Regions from separate parts of the Homo sapiens genome. Here region 2 is linked to region 1. Evidence: read pairs that join two places in POLR2A ChIA-PET (ENCODE). Cell type or tissue: PC-9. All regions are shown on one strand. Links, peaks and the distances in the headings refer to the core of each region. The heading gives the core; the rest is flanking DNA. Region 1 overlaps KLF3 (KLF transcription factor 3). Region 2 overlaps LINC01258 (long intergenic non-protein coding RNA 1258).

Evidence for each region. ChIA-PET counts read pairs that join two places held together with the same protein. Peaks named below come from ENCODE experiments on the same cell type or tissue, not always from the same donor. Only the 100,000 strongest peaks of a DNase experiment are listed, where the experiment ranks them.
Region 2: POLR2A ChIA-PET joins it to region 1 with 7 read pairs; 2 of 35 experiments call an interaction of 5 or more read pairs at or near these places.

What each region holds. Positions count from the first base shown.
Region 1 is chr4:38,694,318-38,699,706 of GRCh38, forward strand. It overlaps KLF3 (KLF transcription factor 3), which reads left to right. Exons shown (of 6, transcript NM_016531.6): 5 at 429-589; 6 at 2,765-5,389. The coding sequence ends at 2,946. Among named protein-coding and RNA genes, the nearest start is that of KLF3-AS1, 32 kb to the left of the region's middle. In PC-9, for the core only: no CTCF peak of the experiment used is centred there; no DNase peak of the experiment used is centred there; H3K27ac peaks cover 1,595 bases.
Region 2 is chr4:38,479,731-38,485,119 of GRCh38, forward strand. The region is part of intron 2 of LINC01258 (long intergenic non-protein coding RNA 1258); the gene reads right to left. Among named protein-coding and RNA genes, the nearest start is that of LINC01259, 27 kb to the right of the region's middle. In PC-9, for the core only: no CTCF peak of the experiment used is centred there; no DNase peak of the experiment used is centred there.

The DNA.
Region 1 (5,389 bases), core at 189-5,188:
AATATAGTGTTCAGCATTGCCTAGAACCACAAGATTCTATAAGTAGGCAGAAGTTGACTGAGGAAAAGAGCCTCCCCAGCACTTGGTGCCTGCCTCTAGCATAGCACTTAACCCTTCTTACTGTCATTACTTATCTCCATGTCTGTCTCCCCCTAGAGTGTGAGCTCCTCGAGGGCAGGAACCCTGTTTTTATTCATCTTTGTGTCCCGGTGCCAAGCACAGTGCCTGGCTCATGGTAGGTGCTCACTCAATGTTTGTTGAATGAATATAGCAGTGCTTCTTGGGTTGATCAGCTAATTTCTTTTTGTTTATTTTGTTGGGATTTTTTGTTTGTTTGTTTTTGCCCAGTGTTGTTAATGCTTTTAGTAGACTGATGAAAAAGGAAGAGCGTGCTCTCAACATTTGGCCTGTAACCTTGGCTTTCACAGGAATCACCCTTCGGTCATCGTGCAGCCTGGGAAGAGACCTTTACCTGTGGAATCCCCGGATACTCAAAGGAAGCGGAGGATACACAGATGTGATTATGATGGATGCAACAAAGTGTACACTAAAAGCTCCCACTTGAAAGCACACAGAAGAACACACACAGGTAATAGAAACACCAGACCCACTTCATCTTTCTTCTTAAGAAGTATTAGAATGGAATGCAAAGGTTGTTACGATCAAAGTTTTCAGGCATCTTGAAAGTCACCACAGTCATCTCCAGATGTGTCTTCTCCAGATTAGTTGTGCAGAATGAAGATATTGCTAATGATTTGCCTTTGTAATAAGTTAGAATAGATTCAAAGTAATCCCCAAAACAAGGCCACTCACAATCACTTGCAGTTCTGTGCTCTCTAGCAAAGGAGGGAGAAAGGGTTGGAGCCTTCGCCGCTGGAATGGGGGAAGTGCTTTCACAGTCAAGGATGTGGCCTTCCTGTGAGCTATTTCACATACCTGCATTGTAAATTCATGAGAGCGAACAGTCTTTGTGCAGCACAAATTAATGCAACAGTTTAACACAAACAATTCAAATAGAAGACTGTCCTTCAAGGAAAGAAAAGTGAAGAAATGTGGTTAATATTTGTCTTCTAAACTTGAGGGAACTCTTATGCCGTTGCCTACCATATTTGTTCTAGGATTTCTTCCATCTCGCCCAATACTGAATATAGAGCATGAGCAGCCAGATCATATAAAAGTCATTACATGGCCGAGAAAAATGTGAAATTGGTCTCAGTGCCAAACATTTTGGTAGTAAAACATCTTAAGGAAATAATACAAAAATGTTTTAACAGCCAGGTGCAGTGACGTGCACCTGTGGTCCCAGCTCCTTGGGAGGTGGAAGCAGGAGGATTGTTTGAGCCCAGGAGTTCAAGTCCAGCCTGGGCAACATAGGGAGGCCATGTCTCTAAAAAATATTAAAAATGACATCTTTTAACAGCCTGATTGACCATTAGTAGTGGTGATGTATGTACAGTAAGGCTCATCTCACCTCAAACTCTTTGATGTGGAATTCTAGTTTGACAGCAGTTTGCATCTGTGTACATTTTCCTTAGCAGTGTAGGTTGCTTTTCTGAGTCTTGCAAATCATTTTTACTCAGAAAATTTACAAAGAGGAATCTGAGGTTTGGAAGAGAAAAGGGAAGGAAAGTGGCAAAATGGAAGTGAAGTTTTTAAGTGAATCCTGGGAGGAGGCAGAGGAAGCTAACACCCACAGAGAGAGCTGAGGGTGATAGCCTTGTATCTAGAGCAACGCCCAAACAGCAGTGCAAATCGATGATTACTGAGGGCATCCTTGAGGCATTAGTGGGACCGAAGAGGTGGATGTTACCCACTTCCAGCCTAAAATTAAAAGGACATTGAATATTTGGGTGACAGTTTAGATGTAGGAAAAAAAAAAAAAAAAAAAAAACGCCTCTTTGTGTGTGTATTCTGTACCAGGAAGCAGATAATAGAAATCCTGCATATCTCATTCAAATGCCAAGGAATGGTAATCCCTCAAGGCTTCTAGAGAACAAAGGGTGTTAAATGGGAGTTAATTTTGTCATACTCATGACCCTTATGACTAATTTAAAAGGTAAGATTGCCATAACAGCCTTTTTATTTGTGAGGGTCTCCCTTCATCCTGGTTCTCCCCATCATTTTCTCACAAGGAGCTTTTGTTCCTCATCTGTAAATGATCCTTATCCTACAGGAGGGGGTTGTGAAAACCTGGCTCAGGACAGATGGGGAAGAATTCGTATATTTTAGTACCCCTGAATTAAAGCATTATACTTAGGCCTAATTGTTATTGACTAAACAAGAAAATAAGATGTTAATCCCTAACAGATACTTCAGTTGTTAGAGACTTCATATTTTTGGAAAACTATTGAAAAGTTTAAGAAAATCCCACAAACTTTCAATTTGGAGTTCTCATTATCTCATTAAATGAATAGCACTGCATATAATTAAGCTCCCAAGCAGGTTTAAGATTTGGGAGATGTGCAAATACAGATCACCATGTGTTCATTCACTATTTGGTAGTCCCTCAGAATGGATTTCAGTGACTCTGTGTTTTAAGAACTCTTAAAATTCTCCTCCCGTTTTTTTGGCAGAGAGCCAATGAAACATTACGGTATTAGTTCATTTTCTTCTTGCTTGTCTTGCAGTAGTTTATAATGCACTGTGTTATTGAAGAACAAATGTATGAACATATCTTGGAAATAATATTTGTCAAGCATTAACTCAAAGATCTTTACTACCTTTACAGAAAAAAAAAATAGCTCTTTTCTTTTTCCTTTTGCAGGAGAAAAACCCTACAAATGTACATGGGAAGGGTGCACATGGAAGTTTGCTCGGTCTGATGAACTAACAAGACATTTCCGAAAACATACTGGAATCAAACCTTTCCAGTGCCCGGACTGTGACCGCAGCTTCTCCCGTTCTGACCATCTTGCCCTCCATAGGAAACGCCACATGCTAGTCTGATTGCCTCTGTGTCCTGCCTCAGCGTGACTCCCCACTCACCTGGCTCTCTCTCTGTCCTGCCTCCCATTATCTAACACATTTTTTACATGTACATTTTAATTTGATTCAGCTGGTCTGAATCTCTGAATTTATATCATCCAAAACTTCCATATGGTCAGTAGTAGATGTTCTCTAATCCTCCCTCTCCTTACCACGGGTCAGACCTAAAGAATGTGAACACTTTTTTTTTTTTTTCTGGGGATGCTAAGCAAACCCTTCTTACAGATACGTTTAATGTAATAAGAACAAGGGAACATGTAAACTAACATAACCAATTGTCAGTTCTCCATGTATTCCTCAAAAGAATGTCAGAGTAAATGTATTAGAAATACAGTATCCAGACTGCTAGTCCTTGCCAGAGACATTCTTACCTCTGCCCTGTGATAATATTTTATGCTTGACAGTGAAAACAAGTGTGGCCCCTTGCACCGGTTAGCTAGAAGTACAGCCAGATTTCAAGCTAGTGCAGTCACCTCTTCCGTCATTCTTCACAAATCTTGTCAACCTGGATCTTAGACTTCATCTGAATCGAGTTCTTTGCCCTCCTTTGTGCCTGCAGCTCATATGGAGGTCTTTGCCACCAATGGGAGATGAGCCCAAACTTTCGATCTAGGTGGGTGATGTGTAGCAGTTCAAGGGAAGGGTGCTGTGTTTTCATAGCATGGAGTCGGAGGAGAGGGCCATTTAGCAGGGGGAGCAGAAGAGGCAATTCCTCCTGGGCTAGGGGTTGTCAGTGAGGTTTCAACATTTTGTTAGCTGTGTGCAGCATTCCCAGAGCTTCAGTCTCTGTGCATACTCAGCTTTGTAGAACCATGCTGCAAAGCCATATACCGATGGGGTTATCCATGCAACTATCTCCATTCCTACAATGTCCTTAATATGAGATCATCAAACATTGATAGTAGGGACTCCATGGAATATTTGCCCAGTAATGGTAAGAAATCTTTCGGGTAAGAGTATGGATGGTTCTTCTTTTACCCAATCTGCTTATAGCTTTTTTTGTAAACAGGGAAATGTTGAGTGGTACTTGTATTCCCTTATCAAATTAATCACATAGCTTTTATACAGAAACTCTTCCTGTGTGAGCTGTTAAGGTGCCAAATTGGCTGTCATTTGTATTCATGACACATACCATAAAGCATCTGCTAATGCTTTAATGGATTGATTCAATTAAGACCTGAGTGACACTATTTGTAAATATAACTAGTTGTGAAGCACACATACCTTTATTTTGGGAATTTATGAGAAAATATAGAAAACCACAGATCAGGGATTCATATATGTAGCTCAAAAATTCCCAAAAGTTTACTGTTAGAGTTGGCAATTTCCTATCACTATTTCAGTGTCAGAACAAACTGAAAATAATGGCTCGTGTTTATGTTGAAGATAAATAGCACCATTATTGGGGGAAGTTATTCAAAAGCAGGCTTTTGAGCACCATAGTCTAAATGCCAATAAAAATAATTCATACATAGAAATGTCATTGGTCCTGAATTTGAAGAAAGTGAGCAACAGTAGTTAAATGTGGGTGCATATAACCAAATTCCCCTTCATCAAGAATGGAGGAGAAGAGAGAAGAATGAAATCCTGAAGATTCATCCCAGCCGCAACTCAGGATCCAACACAACTTTAACTGGGAGGAATACATTGTTTGATCATTTTTAAAACATCTGTGAATGAGTGATTCCGGAGGCCTGTGAATTGTGTGGGGAGCTTGCTTTGATGGCACTGTGTTAATAAAAGTTGTAGGGACTGTGCACCTAAGAGGCTAAGAGGTCCCACTCATCCGCCCTGTGAACCAGCTGTAAAGAAATGTAGTTAAGAAATGCAAAGAAATGTGTTATCTTGGCACTTGGGTTTGATTTTCCTTTTTTTAAAGCACTGCAAAACTTCTTTAGGATACTAAAACATCCTAATTGGGCTGTTTTTTTGTTTTGTTTTGTTTTTCAGCTAAAGGCAAAGATAATTTTTTTTTCAGCTGAAGTTTTTCTTTTTTGCAACTATGACATGAATTGAGTGATAAAATGGCTCTTTGAAAAGTAGATATTGTCTGTATTGTAAATGCTTAGTCATATTCATGGCAAAGTGTTCATTTCTTGAGATGGTTCTTTCACAACACACAAGAATCAAGATGGAACGCAAGGAAAATCTTTTTGTTTTGACCGAGGTAACCAGTTTATGTGTGTTCCAATCCATAGAGAAGTGGGGGAAAGGGCGAGAAAGGATCAGATTGATCTGGGATCAGCTTTGAGCCTGAGTTCAGTGAATAGCCTCATGGGCATCTCATGGAATTGATGCATTTGCTGTGGCATATTTAAATTTTGTTCAAAAGATTTGAAGCAAGACCTTGCAAAGACTCTTAACATTACTGTTCAGCTTGCTTAGATTGTGTTAACAGTTCATT
Region 2 (5,389 bases), core at 275-5,274, 210 kb before region 1:
AGAAGAATCAAATAGAAGCAATAAAAAACGATAAAGGGGATATCACCACCGATCCCACAGACATACAAACTGCCATCAGAGAATACTATAAACACCTCTACGCAAATAAACTAGAAAATCTAGAAGAAATGGATAAATTCCTGGACACATACACCCTCCCAAGACTAAACCAGGAAGAAGTTGAATCTCTGAATAGACCAATAACAGGCTCTGAAATTGAGGCAATAATTAATGGCTTACCAACCAAAAAAAATCCAGGACCAGATGGATTCACAGCTGAATTCTACCAGAGGTACAAGGAGGAGCTGGTACCATTCCTTCTGAAACTATTCCAAACAACAGAAAAAGAAGGAATCCTCCCTAACTTATTTTATGAAGTCAGCATCATCCTGACACCAAAGCCTGGCAGAGACACAACAAAAAAAGAGAATTTTAGACCAATATCCCTGATGAACATCAATGCAAAAATCCTCAATAAAATACTGGCAAACTGAATCCAGCAGCACATCAAAAAGCTTCTCCACCATGATCAAGTGGGCTTCATCCCTGGGATGCAAGGCTGGTTCAACATACGCAAATCAATAAACGTAATCCAGCATATAAACCACATGATTATCTCAATAGATGCAGAAAAGGCCTTCAACAAAATTCAACAGCCCTTCATGCTAAAAACTCTGAATAAATTAGGCATTGATGGGATGTATCTCAAAATAATAAGAGCTATTTATGACAAACCCACAGCCAATATCATACTGAATGGGCAAAAACTGGAAGCATTCCCTTTGAAAACTGGCACAAGACAGGGATGCCCTCTCTCACCACTCCCATTCAACATAATGTTGGAAGTTCTGGCCAGGGCAGTCAGGCAAGAGAAAGAAATAAAGGATATTCGATTAGGAAAAGAGGAAGTCAAATTGTCCCTGTTTGCAGATGACATGATTGTATATCTAGAAAACCCCATCATCTCAGCCCAAAATCTCCTTAAGCTGATAAGCAACTTCAGCAAAGTCTCAGGATACAAAATCAATGTGCAAAAACCACAAGCATTCTTATACACCAATAATAGACAAACAGCCAAATCATGAATGAACTCCCATTCACAATTGCTTCAAAGAGAATAAAATACCTAGGAATCCAACTTACAAGGGATGTGAAGGACCTCTTCAAGGAGAACTACAAACCACTGCTCAATGAAATAAAAGAGGACACAAACAAATGGAAGAACATTCCATGCTCATGGATAGGAAGAATCAATATCATGAAAATGGCCATACTGCCCAAGGTAATTTATAGATTCAATGCCATCCCCATCAAGCTATCAATGACTTTCTTCACAGAATTGGAAAAAACTACTTTAAAGTTCATATGGAACCAAAAAAGAGCCCACATTGCCAAGTCAGTCCTAAGCCAAAAGAACAAAGCTGGAGGCATCACACTACCTGACTTCAAACTATACTACAAGGCTACAGTAACCAAAACAGCATGGTACTGGTACCAAAACAGAGATATAGACCAATGGAACAGAGCAGAGCCCTCAGACATAATGCCACATATCTACAACTATCTGATCTTTGACAAACCTGACAAAAACAAGAAATGCGGAAAGGATTCCCTACTTAATAAATGGTGCTGGGAAAACTGGCTAGCCATATGTAGAAAGCTGAAACTGGATCCCTTCCTTATACCTTATACAAAAATTAATTCAAGATGGATTAAAGACTTAAAGACTTAAATGTGAGACCTAAAACCATAAAAACCCTAGAAGAAAACCTAGGCAATACCATTCAGGACATAGGCATGGGCAAGGACTTCATGTCTAAAACACCAAAAGCAATGGCAACAAAAGACAAAATTGACAAATGGGATCTCATTAAACTAAAGAGCTTCTGCACAGCAAAGAAACTACCATCAGAATGAACAGGCAACCTACAGAATGGGAGAAACTGTTTGCAATCTACTCATCTGACAAAGGGCTAATATCCAGAATCTACAATGAACTCAAACAAATTTACAAGAAAAAAACAAACAACCCCATCAAAAAGTGGGTGAAGGATATGAACAGACACTTCTCAAAAGAAGACATTTATGCAGCCAACAGACACATGAAAAAGTGCTCATCATCTCTGGCCATCAGAGAAATGCAAATCAAAACCACAGTGAGATACCATCTCACACCAGTTAGAATGGCGATCATTAAAAAGTCAGGAAACAACAGGTGCTGGAGAGGATGTGGAGAAATAGGAACACTTTTACACTGTTGGTGGGACTGTAAACTAGTTCAAGCATTGTGGAAGTCAGTGTGGCGATTCCTCAGGGATCTAGAACTAGAAATACCATTTGAGCCAGCCATCCCATTACTGGGTATATACCCAAAGGAATATAAATCATGCTGCTATAAAAACACATGCACACGTATGTTTACTGCGGCACTACTCACAATAGCAAAGACTTGGAACCAACCCAAATATCCAACAATGATAGACTGGATTAAGAAAATGTGGCACATATACACCATGGAATACCATGCAGCCATAAGAAAGGATGAGTTCATGTCCTTTGTACGGACATGGATGAAGCTGGAAAGCATCATTCTCAGCAAACTATTGCAAGGACGAAAAACCAAACACCGGGGAACATCACACACCGGGGCCTGTTGTGGGGTTGGGGGAGGGGGAAGGGATAGCATTAGGAGATATACCTAATGTAAATGACGAGTTAATGGGTACAGCACAACAACATGGCACATGTATACATATGTAACAAACCCGCACGCTGTGCACATGTACCCTAGAACTTAAAGTATAATACAAAATATATATATATATAATAAAAAAAAACAGTGGGAGAAAGGGTAAATAAACATGATACATCCACAAGATAACATATTTAAAAAAAAACCAGAAAAACAGTGTTTCTGTCTTCCAATTATAGCTTATTTCCCAAAGCTGACCAAGTTCTGTGATGTAGATGAAGTTGCAAAGTCTAGCACATTTTTTAAGTAGAGCAACATGCTTGTACTATTCAATATTCACAAGGATTTTTAATTCTATGAAGTAGATCTATACCTTAGGGACTTCCTGGGTCATAAAGGAAATTATAGCTGGGGAATGATGTCGCCAGTTTAAAACCCAGGTGTTTTAATTAATTCACAGGTTAGAAGATAGTATCAACAACAGGAAATGTGGGCAGTTTCTTTGAACTGAGTTCATTTAAACTACATATTTGTAGAGAATCATTCATTTGTGCAAGGAGGTATAATCATCCTTCCAATGGTGTGACTGGGAGCCAGGGACACACAGGAGATGAGGTCATCCTTCCCCACCAGGCAGTGGAGTTTTGTTGTTGTGCCCCAAGAATCACAAACAATAGAAAACAAATTTATGTTTCAAAGTTCCCCTCACTATACATTACCTGAGAGTCCAGTTTGACAATAACATATCATAGAAATAAGAAAAAGTTCAAAAACCAAGCACTTAACCTCCCCCAGCAGTCTTAAATCAGTCTAAATCAGCAGTCTAAAACAGACTGATTTAGGGGGTTGGTTGCTCAGATGGAGTAGTACATAAGACCCATGGGTTAATTGGTACCCTGTCGCCTCATGGAAAAGGTTGTTTGGATCTGTCTACCTGAATAAAGTAACTGCAGAAAGAAAATAAATAAATGAGACATAGTGTTAGTATCAGCTATAGTGAGCAGCATCAAAAATATCTATTGTTAAGTAATTGTTAAAAAAATTGTAACTTTTATTTTAGGTTCAGGGGTACATACTTAGTTTCGTTATACAGGTAAACTCATGACTCAGGGGTTTGCTGTATAAACTAATTTATCATCTGGTTACTAAGCATAGTACCCAACAGGGTTTTTTTTGTTTTGTTGTTTGTTTTATCTAAACCTCTCCCTCCTCCCACCTCCCACCCTCAAGGAGGACCCAGTGTCTGTTATTCCCCTCTTTCTGTTCATGTGTTCTCATCATTTAGCTTCCACTTATAAGTGAGAACATGTGGTATTTGGTTTTCTGTTCCTGCATTAGTTTACTAAGGATAATGGCCTCCAGTTCCATCCAGGTTCCTGCAGAGGACATGATCTTATTCTTTTTTATGGCTGCATAGTATTCCATGGTATATATGCACCACATTTTCTTTATTCAGTCTACTGTTGTAGGGCATTTAGGTTAATTCCATGTTTATGCTACTGTAAATAGTGCTGCAGTGAATATATGCATGCATGTGTCTTTATGGTAGAATCATTTCTATTGTTTTGGATATATATGCAGTAGTGGGATTGCTGGGTCAAATGGTAGTTCTGGTTTTAGTTCTTTGAGGAATCACCACACTGTTTTCCACAATGGTTGAACTAATTTACACTCCCATTAGCAGTGAATAAGCATTCCCTTTTCTCTGCAACCTCACCAGCATCTGTTATTTTTTGACTTTTTTAACAATAGCCATTCTGACTGCTGTGAGATGGTATCTCACTGCGGTTTTTATTTGCATTTCTGTAATGATTAGTGATATTGAGCATTTTTCATACGTTTGTTGGCCGCATGTATGTCTTCTTTTGAAAAGTGTCTGTTTGTGTCCTTTGCCCATTTTTTAATGGGGTTGTTTGGTTTTTGCTTTACGTTTAAGTTCCTTGTAGATTCTGGATATTAGACCTTCATCAGATGTATATTTTACAAATATCTTCTCCCATTCTGTAGGTTGCCTTTTTTACTCTGTTGAAAGTTACTCTTGCTGTGCAGAAGCACTTTAGTTTAATTTGTCAATTTTTTCTTTTGTTGCAATTGCTTTTGGCATTTTCATCATGAAATCTTTGCCAGTTTCTATGTCCAAAATGGTATTTCCTAGGTTATCTTCCAGGTTTTTATAGTCTTAGGTTTTACATTTAGGTCTTTAATCCATCTTGAGTTGATTTTTGTACACTGTGAAAGGATGAGGTCCAGCTTCAATCTTCTGCATATGGCCAGCCAGTTATCCCAGCACCATTTACTGAATAGAGAGTCCTTTCCCCATGCTTGTTTTCGTCAGTTTTGTCAAAGATCAGATTGTTGTAGGTGTGTCTCTTTATTTCTGGGCTCTCACAGAATGAGAAAAAACTATTTACAAATTCATATGGAACCAAAAAAGCGCCCAAACAGCCAAGGCAATCCTAAGCAAAAAGAACCAAGCTGGGGGAATCACACTGCCCAACTTCAAACTGTACTGCAAGCTACTGTAACCAAAACAGCACGGTACTGATACAAAAACAGACATGTAGACCAATGTAAGTACTTTTTAAAGCTTATCATTTGCCTTATAATTTAGTTATTATACTTATATTTATTTATTTATATATTGTATATTATTTATTATATGGTATATTAATATATACATATATTTATATTTACAAT